Linked DNA regions of Homo sapiens: region 2 is linked to region 1. Evidence: chromatin loops called from intact Hi-C (ENCODE). Cell type or tissue: K562. All regions are shown on one strand. Links, peaks and the distances in the headings refer to the core of each region. The heading gives the core; the rest is flanking DNA.

Region 1 (10,935 bases), core at 2,181-10,180:
ATATTGTCAACCAATTTAATGTGTAAAAATTAACAAAAACACGAAAACGTACGTAAGAAGCATACGTTTTTCATTTTGCCTCAGGCTTCAATATAGTTTGGCACAGCACTGCTCTTAAGTTTCCAAACTTGGCATTTTGACTCCAATATTAGATTTGCCAGATTCAGCAAATGAAAATACAAGTAACACCCAGTTTAACTTTAGATAAATAACACATAATTTTTGCATAGGATATATGCATACTAAAAAGTTTGTTGCTTATCTGAAATTTAACTGGGCATTTTGTATAATATCTGGTAATTCTAAAAATAATTATCTTACATGGTTGAAAAAGCTGCCTGCTTCTTAGTACAATGTAACTGTTGCACCAACACCGTCTTGCCTGTTTGATTGCTGGTTATGTGGATGACTGAAGCGCACACACGGGAAGTCATATGGCTTCTGTGTCACACTGTCCAGCCTGTAGGTATGTCCAGTCCTTACCAGGTCTAGAAGAACACAGCAGCCTCACTCCATCCGAGGGCAGAGGAGCGAGCATATTCCCCACTGCCATGACCCTCTCCCCAGCTCCCTCTGCTTCAGTCACACTGACGGCCCCAGTACATTCGTGCTTGTTGGTCCTTCTGCCTGGAAGGTACCAATACCTAGTAGTTTCTACCCTCATTCCTTTCAAGACTGATCAAAGATTACCTTATCCAAAAGAGTTCTTCTTGTTTCACTGCTGTGCTGCTCGGGCTAGTCTGGAATTCCTGGCCTCAAGCAATCTTCCCAAGAGGTTCCTCCCTTCCTCCCTCCCTCCCTCCCTCCCTTCCTTCCCTTTCTTTCGACAGTCTTGCTTTGTTGCCCAGGCTGGAGTGCAGGGGCGCAGTCTCGGCTCACTGCAGCCCACTCCAAGAGGCCTTCATGACTACTACGAAGGATTTGCGTTCTCATTCTCTTCCTCCTTAGCCTGTTTTCTTTCTTTTTTCTTTTTCTTTTTCTTTTTTTTTCTTTTTGAGATGGAGTCTTGCTTTGTAGCCCAGGCTGGAGTGCAATGGTGCGATCTCTGCTCACTGCAACCTTCGTCCCCTGGGTTCAAGCGATTCTCCTGCCTTAGCCTCCCGAGTAGCTTGGATTACAGGTATGCACCACCACGCCCGACTAATTTTTGTATTTTTAGTAGAGACAGCGTTCCACCATGTTGGCCAGGCTGCTTTCCGATCCCTGACCTCAAGTTATCCTCCCGCCTCTGCCTCCCAAAGTGCTGGGATTACAGGCGTGAGCTACCACGCCCAGCCCTGTTTTATTTTTCTTTAGAGCACTTATCACTGAGGTAAAAGGTGGGACTTGACTCCAGACGCAGGCGTCGGACACCGGACCAGATTGAGGACTGGCTAAAACAGGGCCAGGGCCAAAGTAGCTTTCAATCAGCCCACCAGGGTGCTACGTCGGTTTGCAGTTGCTATGACAACACCCTGGCGTTAGGGCCCCTTTCCATGGTAATGACCCAATGACCCCAAAGTTACTACTCCTTCTCTGGAAGTGTCTGCATAAACCTCCCCTTAATCTACATGTAATTAAAAGTAGTAATAAACATGACTGCAAAACTGCCCTGAGCTGCTACCCACTGTCAATGGGGTAGCCCTGCTCTGCCTCTTCAAGAAAGCTGTTTTCTTCTACCTCTGGCTTGCCGTTGAATTCTTTCCTGGGCAAAGCCAAGAACTCTCGTGGGCTAAGCTCCACTTTGGGGCTCACCTGCCCCACATCACTACCACCCGTTAAGAGATTTAATTTGGGTATCAGTTCGTGGTCTGTCTCCCCCATGGTATAGAAGGTCCTTGAAGGAAAGAACTTTGCTTTTCCACTTCTCTATCCCCAGTGCCCAGAATGGGCCTTTGGAAAGCATCGAGCAGCCTCTCTTGCTCAGTGGGCACTGAAATGGCACTCGGAGCTCAGTACCCAGATAAAGGACACCCCCCAGATAAAGGACACCACCCCTTCCCCCGCGCAGGCCTCGGGAAAGGGCGAGGCCGTGCGAGGCCACAGGAAGGGGCGTGGCCTCTGAGGACCTGGGGGCGGGGTCTGGCAGGGTCAGAGGTTTCTGGAAAGGCCTTTGACCTGTGGGCGTGTTCCTAGAGGTCAGGTGGTGAGAATGGCGGGGTCAGCGGACAGCAGTGGGGCTACAGGCTGTGTCTGTGGCTGCCCTGGCTTAGGGCTCTGGCTGGCCCCTCCTTTCCGACCTGGTCTGGCAGAGCAGCCCCGCAGGACCAGCTCGCAAGGCTCCTGGGGCCAGTGGGGCTCTGTCCTGTGAGGCGGTCCCTCCGCAAGGACAGAGTCAGAGAGAGGCTGGTGAGTCAAGGATGTGCTCTGAGCGGGGGTCTGGGTGCGTCAAATGATGTCTTGGACGTAATATCTAAGGCTGACGCTACTTTGAAGAGGTTTAACTTTTGTGAAGATTCTTTATTCTAAACTCGGGGGAAACTTTTTTTTTTTGATCTGCAGTCAAATGCTCTACCACTGAGCTATACCCCTTCTGCCAACTTTTTTTTTTTGTAAAGCATTTGGGGGTTGTGAGAAGATAAGTGGTAGGAAAGGCCATGGGTATTTGGCAAGCTCAAAGTTTTTTGTTTTTAAGGCACTTTTCAGTGTCTTTCTGAAAGTGCGTTTATAACATGGAGGATCAGCCCCCTCCCCACACCCCAGCTTGGTCCTCCCTTCTCTTACTCTTCTCTGAAAAGTCCATCTCTTTCTCTTGAAATTTGCAGCCAACGGAGCCTCACTAAAGTAATGACCCAAACTGCTTTTGTACCCAGTGGGCTCACAGCTGTCATCTTGCCTGCTTCTTTGATTTCAAGAAGCTTAAGGCAAGCTGCTTATGCTAGATTTACTGTCCTCACCTTCCATTCTTAAATTTTTGACGCAGTGAGTCTCCCCCAACTAATTCTCTGGAATTGTCTGGTAAAGTGTTCTGGGTCCTCCTAGTGGCCAAACCCAGTAGACACTTCGGACAGTTTTTTTTTTTTCCTCTAGCGAAGCACTTCGTGATTCAAGTTCTCCTTTATTTCCGGCCTCCCTGGCTCCTTTTCATCAGCCTAGGCTTCTCATATATATGTTCCCTAGTCTAGTTTGTTTCCTTTTCACGGTAGTACTGTATGCTATAGGAGGAAGGATCTTTACTTCCACTGCTTTAACATGTATATGTTTATGATTTATTGAATTGTCTTTTTGTACTCAAATCTTTCTCTTGAGCTCTGTTTTAGACCCTTATATCCAGCCTTCTAGAGGACATACCCACCTGGACCAACATCTAGAATAGGTGTCAGAAATTATTCAACAAATGATCACAAATAGGGCCTGATGTAGGAAAAATACAATTACAATGACTGTTAACCTTTTGGGGTGACAGACCCTCTTGAGACCCATATGAAATTTCAGGGTCTTTATCCCTTTAAAAAGTGCACACAAAATTTTGCCTGTTTCAAAGCTTCCTAGACCTTCTGTAGTTCAAGAATTTGAGGCTTTGGTTAGAGCTTCCTGATATGATAATGATAAAATGAAAAAGTGTGTTTTCACAGATAAGCATCAGATTTGGAAACTTACAATGGGAATGCATTGTATTCCAGCCGTCATCAAACGTTAACCCTGATTAATCACATCAGGCTGATTTATGGAAACATTGTCTTTAGCAGTAGCAACATAGAATGAAAAATCTGGAGCCCTAGAGTTGAAATATACCCCAGCAGACTCCCTGTGGCTAAAATGAGACATACCAAAACCAGAATCTAACGGCCACAGCAAGATGAGGGCTTGGTCATGTATCCCTGTGTTACTAACTACCATAAGGTTTTCTTTCCTGTAAGCAGAAACCAGGTCCTGAAAAACATCACAGAAACTACAGCTGGAAATTTCCTGTTGACCCTGATAGACTACTACTTGACACCAGCCGACCGATCTGCTGGCTGCCCACCATGGTCCTGCCACAATTCTGATGGGACAGAGAATTGGCCTTACTTTCTTTCCTGATAAATAGCCATAGACCTCAAGCCAGCCAGTTTTGGCCAGCTTATAGAGACTGTACACAAACTGTCTTTGTGCCCTGTAGTTCACCTTTTTGATGCAAAGAGCCAAATTCACCTTACTTTAATGCTAAAACCCCACCCCAAAGTGAACATGGAATGCATGTTACATATATGTTTACCCACTGCACACATGCTTGACTTCCCTCATGAATATTCACAGATTCCTTTAAGCCTGCTAAATATAACCCAGCTAATTTTTATATTTTTGGTACAGATAGGGTTTCATCATGTTGGTCAGGCTGGTCTTGAGCTCCTGACCTCAAGTGATCCACCCGCCTCGGCCTCCCAAAGTGCTGGGATTACAGGCGTGAGCCACCGCGCCCAGCCTCATGATGATTTCTAAACACAGATTCCCCTGATCCATGTGGGCGTGTGTGTATGGCGGCGGCAATTTTAGGAGTCAACTATAACAAGGTCCCAAGGAAGTGAGAGGGGAGCCAAGCTCCAGGGGACAGAAGAGGGAAGGGAAGGGCAATGGTGAGTTTCTTTTTTAGGGCCCATGGTGTATGCAGGAAACACTTCCTCCCCATTTTGTACTTTGGTGTGTAATGAAATAGCCAAGCAACACTTTTCTCTTTTTCTGAACTTGCTGAGGAAAAAGGAAAAAAGGGATCCAAATCTATCTGTCTTGGAGCAAAGATGACAGAATTGCAGGCAGTGACATGATCAAATGTGCTGAGGACAGGAGCAAACCACGCACACCCTGGAGTATCCCTGTAAGGCATAAATACCAGCTTCCTATTCCCTTTTGGAGTATGTCCTTTTGGTTTTCCTGGGAGGTTGCATTCCCCAATTTGTAGATTGTTTCTCCCTCTGAAAATAGTTTTTTTTCCCTTTTCTTCCTCTGTGCATCTCATGGTCTTTTGTTAACATTTCAAAGAGAGTTTCTGATTAACTGTGGGTTGCATGTTTCACAGTCCAAATAGCCTTAGCCTGGTCAGAGACCAGGGCCTGCTTCAGATAATTTACGAAGTTGTTGCTATTAAGAGTGTAACCTGGCTGGGTGCAGTAGCTCACGCCTGTAATCCTAGTACTTTGGGAGGCCGAGGTGGGTGGATCACTTGAGGCCAGGAGTTTGAGACCAACCTGACCAACATGGTGAAATCCCGTCTCTACTAAAAATACAAAAAAATTAGCCAGGCGTGGTGGCACACTTCTGTGATTCCAGTGACTTGAGAGGCTGAGGCAGGAGAATTGCTTGAACCTAGGAGTTGGAGGTTGCAGTGAGCCAAGGTTGCGCTACTGCACTCCAGCCTGGGCGACAGAGTGAGACTCTCTTGGGGGAAAAAAAAAGAGTGTAATCTGCTCCCCTCCAGCTGGACGGGAATACAGATAAGGTTTTGAGGCCTGGTGCCTTGTAGGAGCCCTGAGTGATCAGGCAGTCGTAGAAGTGCATGAGGTGCCAGGGGTTTCCTTCCAGCAGAACTTGCCTTCTTTATTTGTTGGGCCAGTGACTTCTCAGTTCCAGAGTTATTGCCTTGATGGTCCATGAGTGCTGTTTTGAGATTGACCCCCACTCTCTCTTGAATGAAATATATTTCATCTCTTTTCTTCTTGTATTGATATGTTAATATTTATTTTTTAATAAAGGTGAGATCTAAGGAGACATTATCCACTTTGTTTAAACCCTTCTCTTGGCTGCCATGATCCAACTATCTTCTGGTTTTTCTTCTATCTCTGCCTACAACTTCTCAATACCGTAGTCTCCTGTGGCCCTCCTTTCCCAATCCTCAGTTATGGCTCAGAGTTTCTTTATAGCCATTTTTTTTTTCTCTGAAGGCTCATGACTTCCAAATACTTGATATTCCAAATACTTGATATCAGTATATTGATATTGATAACTCTTGAGTCTTTAATTCTAGCTTTTATTACTTTCCAACTTCCAGCTCCAGCTCTACTTAGATGGCCCGCAAGTTCTTCCATTTTAATAGATCCCTAACCAGGTTCATTATACTTCCCTTAAATGGTTCCTATTTCTGTTTTACTTATCTTTGCAAATGGCAAAAATGACTGATCATTCTCCTAGCCTCAGCTAGGAGGCGATTCTCTCTTCTTTCTTCACTGTTCTTGATAACTATTCATGTGAACTTCCTTTTTCACTTTGCTTGGTATTTTTCCCCCACTGTTCCAGGAAATTGGTAACTCGTTTCTATTTTGCTCTTAATCTTTAGAGCAACCTTAGAGTTTAGGTATATAGTTCCCATTTTACTCATGAGAAAACAGGCTTACTTTTAAAATTATTAATTACACAAAGAAAATGTACATGCATGTTACCTCTAAGCAAATTTAGGCAAAACAGAAATAGAATAAAATATTACAGTGCCCCCTCCCTCCCATTACTCTCCTATGTCTTTAGCAGTGGTTCTCAGCTGGGGAGATTTTGTCCCCTAGGGCAGTGGTCCCCAGACATTTTGGCACCAGGGACAGTTTCATGGAAGACAATTTTTCCATGGACGGGGGTTGGTGGGGGATGCTTTCAGAATGAAACTGTTCCACCTTAGATCATCAGGCATTACACTCTCATAAGGAGCATGCAACCTACATCCCTCGCATGTGCATGCATAGTTCACAGTGGAGTTTGCGCTGCTATGAGAAGTTAATGTTGCAGCTGATCTGACAGGAGGCAGAGTTCAGGCAGTAATGCTCACTCGCCTGCTGCTCACCTGCTGTGCAGCCCGGTTGCTAACAGGCCACTGACCGGTACTGATTTGCAGCCTGGGCATTGGGGACCTCTTCCCTAGGAGATATTTGACAAGGTCTGGAGACAATTTTGATTGCCTTGACTTAGGGGATACTACTGGAATAAAACTACCTATTGGGCACTAAAATATATATATATAAATATATATAATATATAAAAATATATATAAATATATATGTAATATATAAAAATATATAAAAATATATATAATATATAAATATATATAAATATATATAATATATAAAAATATATATAAATATATATAATATATAAAAATATATATAAATATATAAAATATATAAAAATATATAAAAATATATATAAATATATAATATATAAAAATATATATAAAAATATATATAATATATATAAATATATATAATATATAAAAATATATAAATATATAATATATAAATATATACAATATATAAATATACAATATATAAATATATAAATATATAATATATAATATATATTATATATAATATATATATTATATATTATATATATTATATATTATATATAATATATAATATATATTATATATAATATATAATTTATATTTTTAAATATATATTTTAAATATGTTTAATATATATTATATATTTTAAATATATATAATATATATTAATATATATTTTAAATATATAATATATATTATTTAATATATAATATATATTTATTATATTAAATTATATTAAATATATATTAATTATATTAATATATATTTAATATATTAATATATATTTAATATATATTAATATATATTTTAAATATATTTAATATAATTAATATTAAATATATTAAATATAAAAATATATTTTAAATATATATTATAATATATATATAAACAACACCATCACCCACAGTTCCCATTACCTGTTTATAGTCTTGTTTCCTTCCTTTGTTCTTAACACCTTCTAAGGTATTATATCATTACCTTATTATGTTTATTGTTATGGTTTGGAGATATTTTCAAATTTTTACTCTGTATGATATGTATTTGGCACAGTATTCAACAAAATACTGTATTTGGAATCCAAGTGTTTATTATGGCTTTTTAAAAAAAATTAATACATAGATTAAAAATAAATACATAACGCTAGCCAAATAAATATGGATTTTGCACTGTAATTGTAAAAAAATGTGTTTTGCACTGGTAATCCAAAGGAAACAAAATAAAAATAAAAAAAATAATTCTCCTATCCCAAATGTCAGTAGTGCCCAGGTTGAAAAACTGCTCTGGAGGTAATCTGTTATATATCATTTTCCATAACTACACTATCCAATACTGTAACCACTAGCCACGTGAGGCTATTTACACTGAAATTAATTAAAATTAAATAAAAATTCTGTTCCTCAGTGCTATTAAGTACATTTTTAAGTGTTCAATGGCCACACATGGCTACAGAATTAAACAGCATAGATTATAGAACATTTCAATGATTGCAGTAAGATTTGTTGGACAGTGCTTTAGGTATATATCACGCAAATAGATGTTCTGTTTTACATAAATAGAATCATACATACTGTTCTATAGTTTTGTTAATATGTCTTGAAGATTTTTCCATCTAAGTATATATAACTAAAATATGTACTAAGTACATATAACTAAATATTTAAGTTTAATGGTCTGTGATATAGTTCAGTTTTATTAAATTCATAAATTTAATTTATTACAGCAATGTAGTTTAATTTTGCCTTTTTTTAAGTTTATGTGTATGGACTCATATAATACATATTATTTTTATCCAGTTTATTTTACTCAATGCTATGTTTTTAAGATATATCCATGTTATTTCTGTATATCTATAGTTATTCCTTTTAAGTGCTTTATGGTATTCCATTGGATGACCATACCATAGGTTGTTTATCCATTTGACTTTTGTGGGCATTTGAGTTTCTTCCAGTTTGGGGATATAATGAATAATTCTGGCATGAATATTCTGTACTTATTTCCTGAAAGTATATTTTTATGCAGGTTATACATGGGAATGGAATTATTGGTCCACTGAAATTTACTAGATTATGCCACTTTCTTAAAATAGTTGCATTCTTCTTCTTATTATTATTTTTGAGATGGAGCCTTGCTCTGTCGCCTAGGCTGGAGTGCAGTGGTGTGATCTCAGCTCACTGCAACTTTCATCTCCTGGGTTCAAGCGATTCTCCTGCCTCAGCCTCCTGAGTACATGGGATTACAGGTATGTGCTATCATGCCCAGCTAATTTTTGTATCTTTGGTAGAGATGGGGTTTCACCATGTTCCAGGCTAGTCTTGAACTCCTGACCTCAAGTGATCTGCCCGCCTCGGCCTCCCAAAGTGTTGGGATTACAGACGAGAGCCACGTTGCCTGGCCGCATTTTTTTCTTAATAGCAGTATGTGAGAGTTCCCCTCTAAACTGCATCCTAAGCAGTATCTTTGTATTTGTCAGACTTTTAAAGTTCAAACTTCCTGGTGGCATGTGGTTGTATCCCATAGTTTTATTTTGCACTTCTTTGATTATGAATGATACAGAACACTTTCATATATTTATCAGTCTTTTGAATATTTTCTTTTATGAGTTCTTTTTGAGTCTCTAGACCATTTATCTATTGAGTTGTTTTATTAATTTGTAGAAAGACTTTGTATATTCTGGATACAAGCCTTTTATTGGTTGTATATGTTGTGTAGATATTCTCCACCTTTAGTGGCTGCTTGCCTTTTCTGTCTCTCTTAATGGTGATTTTTGATTTGTTTTGAGAAATATCAACCTTTCTTCTTAAGATTATTCAATAACAGCAAAGTAACAATGAGAAACTACTGTCAGTTTAAGTGGGTTTAGCTCCTCAGTTCCAAGGTATATAATCACTTAAATATAACCTGGAAAAAAAAACAAAAATATTTCTCTAAATCATGGTCTTTGTAAAAAAATGAATTAAATCTTCTCTGTTCTCTCATATTGTATTCCAATTTTGGATGTAGCCACCAGTGAGATAGCAAATGTCTAAATTTGGATACATCACTTAAATATTTAGAACGTCATTGGTTTCTTCAAACAGTGGAAAATTCTTGCCATGCCTACCTTATAGACTTTGTATAATGCTATTATCAATGCTAGCTGATACTAACTTAGAAGATGATTATACATTTTTAAACAGCTCTTCCTATCCTGGTTCTACAATAAGACACTGACTCCACCACATACTGGATGACCTAGAGCAAGTTAACTTAATGACACTGTGCATTAATTTACTTTGCTATAACAATGGGATAATATATCAATTCATGTTATTATTGCAGCTATTGTTCAGATAGAACAATTGAGAGAATTTATAAACAAAATGACTAAGCAGATGAGTTAGTTTTCCTAATTGGCCAGCTTAAGGGAGAGAGTTATAAGGGCTATAGAGTTCTAGATGAAATTATAACATCACCTCAAAGAGAGAGCAACTTACCTCTGGTCAGGCTTTCTTCCTGAAGTGTTTCTTGGGAGAGGGTGAGCAGAGTGGTCAAGAGCCTATCTATTTATTTCAGTGGGCTAAGCATAGATGTCCTTGAGAGAAGACTTCCTTGGTCCTTTAGGTAATGTAAGTCCTTCAACTTCATTCTTTTTCAAAATTGTTCTGACTATTCTGGGTCCCTTTTATTTCCATGTGAATTTTAGGATCAGCTTGTCAATTTCTACAACAAGCCCAGCTAAGATTTTGATAGGTTTTACCTTGTTCTTGCTCTTAGGAGCCAAGCAGCCCATCTTTCACCATTAAGTATGATGTTAGTTGTGAGAGTTTCGTATCTGTCTTTATCACATTAAGAATGTTCTCTTCTATTCCTAGTCTGTGGAGAGGTTTTTTGTTTGTTTGTTTGTTTGTTTGTTTGTTTTTTTAGACAGAGTCTCACTCTGTCATCCAGGCTGGAGTGCAGTACAATCTCTGCTCTCTGCTCTCTGCAACCTCCACCTCCCGGGCTCAAGTGATTCTCCTGCCTCAGTCTCCTGAGTAGCTGGGATTACAGGTGTGCGCCACCACATCCAGCTAATTTTTGTATTTTTAGTAGAGACGGGGTTTTACCGTGCTGGCCAGGCTGGTTTCAAATTCCTGACCTCAGGTGATCCACCCGCGTTGGCCTCCCAAAGTGCTGAGGTTACAGGTCTGAACCATCATGCCCAGCCTAGATTTTTTTTTAAAAATCATAAATAG
Region 2 (10,935 bases), core at 1,372-9,371, 63 kb after region 1:
TGATCTTTTCAAAAAACCACCTCCTGGATTCATGGATTTTTTGAAGGGTTTTTCATGTCTCTATCTCCTTCCAATCTGCTCTGATCTTAGTTATTTCTTGTCTTCTGCTAGCTTTTGAATTTGTTTACTCTTGCTTCTCTAGTTTTAATTTTGATGTTAGGATGGAGATTTTAGATATTTCCTGCTTTCTCTTGTGGGCATTTAGTGCTATAAATTTTCCTCTAAACACTGCTTTAAATGTGTCCCAGGGATTCTGTACGTTGTGTCTTTGTTTTCATTGGTTTCAAAGAACATCTTCATTTCTGCCTTAATTTCGTTATTTACCCAGTAGTCATTCAGGAGCAGGTTGTTCAGTTTCCATGTAGTTGTATGGTTTTCAGTGAGTTTCTTAATCCTGAGTCCTAATTTGATTGCACTGTGGTATCGAGAAACTGTTTGTTATGATTTCTGTTCTTTTGCATTTGCTGAGGAGTGTTTTACTTCCAATTATGTGGTCAATTTTAGAACTAGTGCAATGTGGTGCTGAGAAGAATGTATAATTTGTTGATTTGGGGTGGAGAGTTCTGATGTCTTTTATGTCCACTTGGTCCAGAGCTGAGTTTAAGTCCTGAATATCCTTGTGAATTTACTGTCTCATTGATCCTTCTAATATTGATGGTGGGGTGTTAAAGTCTCCCATTATTATTGTGTGGCAGTCTTAAGTCTCTTTGTAGATCTTAAGAACTTGTTTTATGAATCTGGGTGCTCTTGTATTGGGTGCATATACATTTAGGATAGTTAGCTTTTCTTGTTGCATTGATCCCTTTACCATTATGTAATGCCCTTCTTTGTCTTTTTTGATCTTTGTTGGTTTAAAGTATGTTTTATTAGAGACTAGGATTGCAACTCCTGCTTTTTTTGCTTTCCATTTGCTTGATAAATATTCCTCCATCCCTTTATTTTGAGCCTATGTGTGTCTTTTCACATGAGATGGGTCTCCTGAATACAGCACACTGATGGGTCTTGACTCATTACCCAATTTGCCAGTCTGTCTTTTCACTGGGGCATTTAGCCAGTTTACATTTAAGGTTAATATTGTTATGTGTTAATTTGATCCTGTCATTATGATACTAGCTGGTTATTTTGCCTGTTAGTTGATGCAGTTTCTTCATAGTGTCAATGATCTTTACAATTTGGTATGTTTTTGCAGTGGCTGGTACCAGTTGTTCCTTTCCATGTTTAGTCTTCCTTCAGGAGCTCTGGTAAGGCAGGCCTGGTGGTGACAACATACTCAGCATTTGCTTGTCTCTCAAGGATTTTATTTCTCCTTCACTTATGAAACTTAGTTTGGCTTGATATGAAATTCTGGGTTGAAAAATCTTTTCTTTAAGAATGTTGAATTTTAGCCCTGACTCTCTTCTGGCTTCTAGGGTTTCTGCAGAGTGATCTGCTGTTAGTCTGATGGGCTTCCCTTTGTGGGTAACCCGACCTTTCTCTCTGGCTGCCCTTAACATTTTTTCCTTCATTTCAACCTTGGTGAATCTAATGATTATGTGTCTTGGAGTTGCTCTTCTCAAGGAGTATCTTTGTGGTGTTCTCTGTATTTCCTGAATTTTAATGTTGACCTGTCTTGCTAGGTTGGGGAAGTTCTCCTGGATAATATCCTGAAGTGTGTTTTCCAACTTGGTTCCATTCTCCCCATTACTTTCAGGTACACCAATCAAACATAGGTTTGGTCCTTTCACATAGTCCCATATTTCTCGGAGGCTTTGTTCGTTCCTTTTTATTCTTTTTTCTCCGATCTTGTCTTCTCGCTTTATTTCGTTAAGTTGATCTCCAATTTCTAATATCCTTTCTTCTGCTTGACTGATTCAGCTATTGATACTTGTGTATGCCTCATGAAGTTCTTGTGCTGTGTTTTTCAGCTCCATCACGTTATGTTCTTCTCTAAACTGGTTATTCTAGTCAGCAATTCATCTAACCTTTTTTCAAGGTTCTTAGCTTCCTTGCATTGGGTTAGAACATGCTCCTTTAGCTCAGATGAGTTTGTTATTACCCACCTTCTGAAACCTACTTTTGTCAATTCATCGAACTCATTCTCTTTCCAGTTTTTTTCTCTTGCTGGCGAGGAGTTGTGATGCTTTGGAGAAGAGGTTTTTTGGTTTTTGGAATTTTCAGCGTTTTTGCACTGGTTTCTCCCCATCTTTGTGGATTTATCTACCTTTGGTCTTTGATGTAGGTGACCTTCGGATGGGGTCTCTGTTAGTTTTCCTTCTAATAGTCAGGGCCCTCTGCTGCAGGTCTGCTGTAGTTTGCTGGAAGTCCATTCCAGATCCTGTTTTCCTGGGTATCACCAGTGGAGGCTGCAGAACAGCAAAGATTGCTGCCTCTTCCTTTGGGAAGCTTCATCCCAGAAGGGCACCTGCCAGATGCCAGCCAGAGCTCTCCTGTATGAGGTGTCTGTTGGCCCCTACTGGGAGGTTTCTCCCAGTTAGGATATATGGAGGTCAGGGAGCCAGTTGAAGAGGCAGTCTCACCCTTAGCAAAGCTCAAATGCTGTGCTGGGAGATCTGTGCTCTTCAGAGCTGTCAGGCAGGGACTTTTAAGTCTGATGAAGCTGCACCCACAGCCGCCTCTTCCTCCAGGTGCTCTGTCCCAGGGAGATGGGGGTTTTATCTGTAAGCCCCTGATTGGGGCTGCTGCCTTTTTTTCAGAGGTGCCTTGCCCAGGGAGGAGGAATCTAGAGAGGCAGTCTGGCCACAGTGGCCTTGCTGAGCTGCAGTGGGCTCCACCCAGTTTGAACTTCCAGGTGGCTTTGTTTACACTGTGAGGGTAAAACCACCTACTCAAGCCTCAGCAATGGCGGATGCCCCTCCCCCCACCAAGCTCAAGCATCCCAAGTTGACCTCAGACTGCTGTGCTGGCAGCGAGAATTTCAAGGCAGTGGATCTTAGCTTGCTGGGCTCCATGGAGGTGAGACCCACCAAGCCCAACCACTTGGCTTCCTGGCTTCAGCCCCCTTTCCAGGGGAGTGAATGGTTCTGTCTCGCTGGCATTCCAGGTGCCACTGGGGTATGGAAAAAAAAAAGTCCTGCAGCTAACTCAGTGTCTCCTGAATGGCTGCCCAGTTTTGTGCTTGAAACCCAGGGCCCTGGTGGTATAGGCACGTGGTCTGGGGGTTGTGAAGACCGTGGGAAAAGTGCAGTATCTGGGCCAGAGTGCACTGTTCCTCAGGCTCAGCCCCTCACAGCTTCCCTTGGGTAGGGGAGATAATTCCCTGACCCCTTGCGTTTCCTGGGTGAGGCGATGCCCCAACTGCTTCCGCTCGCCCTCCGTGGGCTGCACCCACTGTCCACCCAGTCCCAGTGAGATGAACCAGGTACCTCAGTTGGAAATGCAGAAATCACCCACCTTCTGCATCGATCTTGCTGGGAGCTGCAGACCGGAGCTGTTCCTATTCAGCCATCTTGCCAACTCTCTCTTAAGAATTTTTTACTATAATCTATTTCATATGTTCTACTGTATACAATGCCAATTGATGTTTGCTTTTATTTATTTGCAATTTAGTGACTTTAAAAAATTGAGATTTTTGTAAAAGAATATTTCTGTTCTTATAGCATTGCAGTCAAAGAATATGGGCAATAAAATTTCTGCTTTGAGAAATTTGCTGAGGTTGTTTTTATGACTTTTTAAGAGTAATGTATAGCCAATGTTTATGGGCTATAGTGTTTAATGTCTCTCTTAAGCCAAGTTTATTAATTATTAATAATAGTCAATTTCTCTGTCTTCTTCATGAAAGAAATACGTTCACGATGTTCATTATTATCATGGTTTTATCAGTTTTATCTTGAATTTTCTTTATTCCTTGTTGTTTTGGTTATTTTGTAAACTGTTATTCAGCCCAGAAATTGTTACGAATGTTTGTCTTCATTCTGTATTATCATAGCAAAATAGTCCTCTGATTTCATTGTCTATTACTGCTTCTGATTTCTTATTTTATGTATTTTTGCTCATCTATTTTAATCCATTTGCTTGTGTCTATATCCACTGCTAAAACCCAAGTCCACGTTTACTGTGATCCATTTTCTAGACTATTGACATAGGTTCCTACTTGGTGTTCTTGCCTCGTCTTTTACCAACAACAATTTATTGTTCACCCAGCAGCCAAAGGGAATATTTTCCAGCCAAAAGCCCTCTCATGACTTCCCTCACACTTATGCTTCTTATCATGCCTTATGTATATATGTATAAGCAGCCCACAGCATACTTCTCCACCCTCATCTCCTACTGCTCTCCTCTTTGCTCACTGTGCTCTAGACATACTGACCTTATTTCTCCTCCTTAACTATGCTATATGTTTCCCTCAGGGCCTTTGCGGTAGCTAGTATCTGTACCTAGAGGGCTCCTTTTCATGATGAATGCTTTTTTTTCATTGATGACTAAGTACACTTGTCACCTCTTCAGAGAATTCTTCCCTGACACCTAAAGTAGCCATTCCATCACTAAGTCATTCTTATGTTTTATTTTTTCTTCAAAGCATTTATCAATATCTGAAATATTCTTGATTGTTTATTCTTTTACTCAGTAAAAGCGATTACCTTGTATGAGTTGTTGACTGTTATATTGCTGACATCTGTGACCCTGCACATCTCAAGCAAGTGACGTGGGAGTGGGAGTTGTGATAAAGTCAAGAGTCAGGCCTGATATAGAGAATTGTCTGTCATTAAAAGGAGGTTTTCCAACCTTGGAGAGTCAGAGGAAATGGAGACTGGCCTAGCTATGTCTGAAGGTGAAATAAATATATTTATAAACTAGAGCCACCTCTCAGTTATCTGTATGATCCCAGGCAGAAACACTTAGCATGGTTTCTGATACAGAGTTGGTACTCAGAATGCATTTCTTGAAATGAATCAAAGTATACTGACTGATTGCTGTATGCCTCTGTCCTAGGTGCTATGGGAAATTCAGGGATAATAAAAGCACAGCCCATCCTACAAGGATGCTACATCTAGCAGGGGATATTAGCCATTTGAAGAGTTAAATAATAACCACAGATTTCTCAAGAAATCTAGATGTGCTGAAAGAAGGGAGGGCTTCCTCCAAACTGGATAGTTGGGGAAGGTTTCCAAAAAGGGACAATATTAGCTACATCTTGAAGAAGTGGTTGGAAAAAGGAAGGATGTGGTTTGGGTGGACTAGAGAGTGGGAGTAACTGATAAAGATGTTGTAGAGGCCCTAATGAGCATGACGTGTGGGAGAAGTAAAAGGGTTCATTTGGGGTAGAAAAGGCATACAGGGCATAGAGTACTTAGGTCCTGACCCAGTGAGCATTCATCTTGATTGCTAAGCTTAGGATTTGGGCCTTTACGTTGTGGCTACAGGAAGGTATTGGAAGCCTTTGAGCCAGGAAGAAAGAATTATAGTTAGAAGTGCTTCAAGAAGTTCTATTCTGCATTAAGACAAGGGCCATTAAAAAAAAAAAAAAAAACTCCATTGATGCAAGATGTCTCCTTTTGTCTTTTTCTGCCTTTACCCCATCTGCCTCCCCCCACCCCCACCCTCTCTCAATGTGGTCTCACTTTCACCCAGGCTGGAGTGCAGTGGTGTGATCACAGCTCATTATAGCCTCAAACTCCTGGGCTCAAGCAGTCTTTCCTCCTCAGCCTCCCAAGTAGTTACAACTACAGGTACACGTCACCATGCCCGGCTAATTATTAAAAGTTTTTTCTTGTAGAGACAAGGTCTCACTATGTCACCCAGCCTGGTTTAAACTCCTGGCCTCAAGTGATCCTCCTGCCTCAGCCTCCCAAAGCACTAGTATTACATTCATGAGCCACTGCTCCCAGCTTGCCTTTTCTCTATTTCTTCCCTTCCCCCAACCTGGATCAGCCTCCTGGGATATTCCCTGGAGTGACCTCTGATTACTACCATCCCCAAAGCAGTAACAAGGTCAGCATCAGACAGTTTATTTGCTAGTGGCTACTGCAGTCTGAACCCTGGCTAGCATGTCAGATATGGCAGAGATATTAGAGTTTTCCAAAGGGGAATTCTGCATCCTGGATACCTGAAATAGAGACTATGTTTGGGGATAAGTAGACTACTTTGATGCCTTCAGTGTTGAACTCATGGGGTTCTGGGTAGCCAGGGGCATTATCCAACATCAAAAAAGCTTTTAAAGGCAATCCCTTACTCACAAGGTACTTCCTGACCTCAGGGACAAAGCATTGATGGAACCAATACAGAAAAAGGATTTTCATCATCCAGGCCTTCTTCTACAGCTGAAAGACTGGCAGCTGGTATACAACTGTTCCCTGCAAGGATTGGGAGTTAGCAGCTTTATGGATAAGGGCAATGCTAGTGCTTGCTTCTGTTCCTTACTAATAAATATCGTTTGTGACACTTTTTTTCAGAATAGGGCATTTTTGTCTGTATTAAAAACCTGTTGAGGCAGGTATCCTTTGTCCTCAATTATTTTCTTAATGATACCTGGGAACCTATCTCCTGCCTTTGGTCAGCAGAAACTGCTTCTCCTATTACCTTGATATTTTTAAGGCCAAACCTCTTGCTAAAATTATCAAACCATCCTTTGCTGGCGTTAAATTTTTCAGCTTTAGATCCTTCACCTTCCTATTTGTTTGTTTATTTATTTAAGACAGAATCTCGCTCTGTCTCCCAGGCTGGAGTGCAGTGGTGCAATCTTGGCTAACTGCAACTTCCACCTCCCAGGTTCAAGTGATTCTTGTGCTGCATCCTCCTGAATACCTGGGATTACAGGCATGTGCCACAATGCCCAGCTAATTTTTGTATTTTTAGTAGAGATGGGGTTTCACCATGTTGGCCAGGCAGGTCTCAAACTCCCTCCTGACCTCAGGTGATCAGGCCGCTTTGACCTCCCAAAGTGTTGGGATTACAGCCATGAGCCAGTGTACCTGGCCTCTTCACCTTCCTTTTGGTTTATGTTGTCATATAATGACTCTGCTTTTTCTCAAGTCACAGTAGGGTCTATAGTTATACCTTTCTTCTAGCAATCCTCTACCCACATAAAGCTGCAATTTCAATATGAGATAAAAAGATATTTCACAAAAAAATGCAAGGTTTTTGGACATGGTGACATAGCTGTGGTGATGGCTTCATAAATTTCATTTTCTTTTTTAACAATGGTCCTTACACTAGATTCATTTATCTTGAAATGGTGGACACACTGCAGCTGCAGACCTCAATGTACAGTACATATTAATGGATTCAGTTTTTCTTAATGTCATGACTTTTCTTTGCTTCTTGGGAGCACTTTCCAGCATGGTTGGAAAGTTGAGGCCTCTTTCAACTCATCACTCTTTCTTCCTGGGTCCCTCTCTATGGAAAACAGGTAAGTCAAATTTCAAAACTGTGCACTATGGTTCCAACCATAGTTTCCTTTGGCCACTTGCCAAAGTGGGACTTCTCACTAATGGGAGTAAAAATGAAGGTTTTATCCAGATTATCAGTAGGATCACACTGTTCTGTCATTCGGTTTGCTAGACTTGTTTCATATAACTCAGTTTCACCAATATAGCACCTTTCCTTGGGCTTTTCTGAAAATATCACTTGTACAAGATTTTTGTGTGTGAGCAGATTCGTGAGAAGACTTGCGGTGCCAAATGTGTTTTATGTTGCCATGGTGCTTGCTCTTAGCTTCATCTGTCATGAGGGTTTTGTTTCTCATAGTAGTGTTTTCTCCTACCAAATTCCACTACACATCCTCTCCTACCCTTTGGTAAACCCTGCCCCAAACAAACAGAGCAATTAATCTAGAACTGTGTTGTCCAGTACAGTAGCCATTAGCCATATATGGCTATTTAATTAAATATGGCCAATTAATTAAAATTAAATAAAATTAGAAATTTAAAACTCTCAGTTGCCGTAACCATATTTCAGGTGTTCAATAGCCACATGTGCTAGTAGCTTCTACATTGGACAGTGCAGATATACAACATTCTGATTACCACAGAAAGTTCTGTTGGATAATGCTAATCTAGAATAATACTGCCAAATTCCAGCAGGACTATCAAGGTAGATGTAAGTACTCCAAGGCACATTCCTATCACGTTCCCTGTTGCCACTATAGAAAGTATAACTTCTTCATTATTCCAGTTGCCCATCTGGTAACTATTAGATCAGGCACACGTGCACATGCACGCACACACACACACACAGACACACACACACACACACATTAATTCTTACAGACTGGATATTCTAAATTTACAAGAAGGAGGAAAAGCATTTTCCTAATTGCTCCAAAATTTTCTCTACCCATAATAAAGCGAGTACCTTACATTATTTTGCAAAGAAGTCCCTCACTTTCAAATTGTGCCCCCTTGGGCCTGGCATAAATAAGAAAACAAACCCATTTTTGAAGCTATCTCATTTAATGAAAGGTCATTCAGCTATAAAAGGATGCAAAGAAAGTTTTTCTTATCTATTCCTTTTAAGACCCTAATTATGTTCTCACCTATTCCCCAGTTCCTGCTGAGTCTCTGAAGGTAGGAGTGGGAAGTCTTGCATTGGAAAGGCCTTCTTAGGTGCAGTAGTATTTGTTATTTTACACCTTAACCTCAAAGGAAGTCCTTCTTTTTCTTGGGATGGAGCACTTTAGTTCTCATAACTCTTCTCTGAAGTCATTGCAGAGTGGGTGGAGGAAGGTGAGGGTGATGCTTTGGTCTGAATTTTCTTGGTAAACTTACAAGTGGATCTATCAAAACCAGAGGGTTTTTTCTTAACCACACCACCCCCAGAATTCCATTTCCTGCAGATGTAGCAGCAGCACATCTAGCCATCTTGGCCCAGGCCTCTGGACCATGCCTTGGGAGGGCTCTGCCCTCTGCCTTGAGTTCCATTAGAACTTCTCCAGTGGAAAGAGTGAGTTACTTTGCCCTGGCCTGGTGGGCAGGCTTTTTCCTCTCTGACTTGGCTAAATGAAATGGGATTTAAGGTAGCTCTCCCTGTGGGTAAAAGACATTTTGCTCTATGCTAGAGAAAAAGGGAGGTAGTGGTTTCATCTGCCACTACTACCTATGGATGTGAACAGAACCTCTGCTCCTGATGCAGACCCCTGGCCCTTTCCCAGCTCCTATTCTGTTTTGACTTCTGCACACCCCTTTTTCTGACCCTGATACTATCCCAGATCATTATTCTTCCTCTAGTCCTACCCTTGTTCTAGCCAGTGCCCCAGACCCAAGGTGAGCTAAGGGACAGTCTCTCAAAGTCTGGGCAGAGAGCCTCAGGAAGTTGGGGTATGGCTGAGAGAAGAGGGGAGTGCAGGGGGATAGGCATACAGACTCTGAATGCTTGACCTTCCTTATTTTCTGTCTTTGAACTTATTTCAACAGAGGAACCCTTATCATCTAGCCCTGTGGCTCTCTAGTACCTTGTACCTGCTTCCTGTCCCATAATTGTGAGCGTTTAGCTGTGGTGCAGGTGAGAGACCCATTCTCCCACCCTCAGGAGCCAGGAAGGCCCACCAGTATGGCAGGGAGGCCTAGGCAGAGATATACAGGAGAGCAGAGACGTCTGGAGCTAGGTCACCGGTGGTCAGCAGGGCCTCCTGCAGAGGGAGCAGCCTCCTTTGGCCTTTGCTTGTCTGACTTCTAATGATCCTGTAAAAATTAGTTTTGTTTTTTAAGCACCCCAATGATGCATGAATACACTCTTTTGTCAAATCTTAAAAAGAGAAAATCCTTTTTTTTTTTAAATAAAAAAGAAAGTTATTTAGTCTTAAGATTGTAAAACTGTAAAGTTAAATAAAGTGGCCGCCCTTTGGCTGCCCTGATCCCCATCCCCTACTCCAGCTTCTGCAAGTAACCACAATTCTCAGCTAGGTGTATATCCTTCCAGACGTCTTTCTATACATTTACTTTTCCTTATTGTTTAAACCAATTTGAGTTGTCTTTTCTCTTACTTAAATCTGAAAGTGTTCCTAACCAATTTAATAACAATTGCCTCAGTGCTGTTTATTGAAAGGTTCTTCGTTTCATACTGACATAAAACGCCAGTTGTGTTAGACCCTGGCCAGGCCTGCTTCCTCAAAGACCCAGAGTAAACATGAACTGTAAACTCCAAAACTGTACAACTAGTTTTTAAAGAAAGATTGCCCAAGATACTGGCACAAGACTTTTTAAGGCCTAGGATTTGCATATTAGACCTATGTAATGTGGCTTACTGAAGAGCAGAGTTCTTGCTTTCTTTGGTAGTGTAAGCTCTTTCTGGTGCTCACACAGGAAGGACTGTAAAGGGCAGTGAGGGCTCGAATCTGGACTCTTCTGACATGAGGGACATCTCATTTTATGCAGGCTGCCAAGACCATTGAACTTGGAGGATGCCTTTGTGAGAAAGCAAGAAAGGCAGTGGGGAGCTGCAGCCCCCACATGCACCTTCATCTCAGGAACATCCTTTGTACTTTTTTTTTTAATATTGTACAGAGCTGTTTTTTTTTATTATACTTTAAGTTTTAGGGTACATGTGCACAACATGCAGGTTAGTTACATATGTATACATGTGCCATGTTGGTGTGCTGCACCCATTAACTCGTCATTTAACATTAGGTATATCTCCTAATGCTATCCCTCCCCGCTCCCCCCCACCACAACAGCCCCAGTGTGTGATGTTCCCCTTCCTGTGACCATGTGTTCTCATTGTTCAGTTCCCACCTATGAGTGAGAACATACGGTGTTTGGTTTTTTGTCCTTGCGATAGTTTGCTGAGAATGATGGTTTCCAGCTTCATCCATGTCCCTACAAAGGACATGAACTCATCCTTTTTTATGGCTGCATAGTATTCCATGGCATATATGTGCCACATTTTCTTAATCCAGTCCATCATTGTTGGACATTTGGGTTGATTCCAAGTCTTTGCTATTGTGAGTAGTGCCACAGTAAACATACGTGTGCATGTGTCTTTATAGCAGTATGATTTATAATC

The links. A loop is a pair of places that touch in the nucleus more often than their neighbours do. Peaks named below come from ENCODE experiments on the same cell type or tissue, not always from the same donor. Only the 100,000 strongest peaks of a DNase experiment are listed, where the experiment ranks them.
Region 2: a loop joins it to region 1, with 4 times the contacts of the local background. A loop is called at or near these places in 6 of 110 quality-filtered maps.

What each region holds. Positions count from the first base shown.
Region 1 is chr5:132,172,355-132,183,289 of GRCh38, reverse strand. No RefSeq gene overlaps it. Among named protein-coding and RNA genes, the nearest start is that of P4HA2-AS1, 7.1 kb to the left of the region's middle. RefSeq lists enhancers at 1,095-1,622, 5,996-6,055, 6,716-6,795. In K562, for the core only: CTCF peaks have their summits at 2,965 (motif pointing left) and 6,087; DNase peaks (open chromatin) are centred at 2,959, 5,409 and 6,099; H3K4me3 peaks cover 1,739 bases.
Region 2 is chr5:132,108,995-132,119,929 of GRCh38, reverse strand. No RefSeq gene overlaps it. Among named protein-coding and RNA genes, the nearest start is that of CSF2, 41 kb to the right of the region's middle. In K562, for the core only: no CTCF peak of the experiment used is centred there; DNase peaks (open chromatin) are centred at 4,369 and 5,219.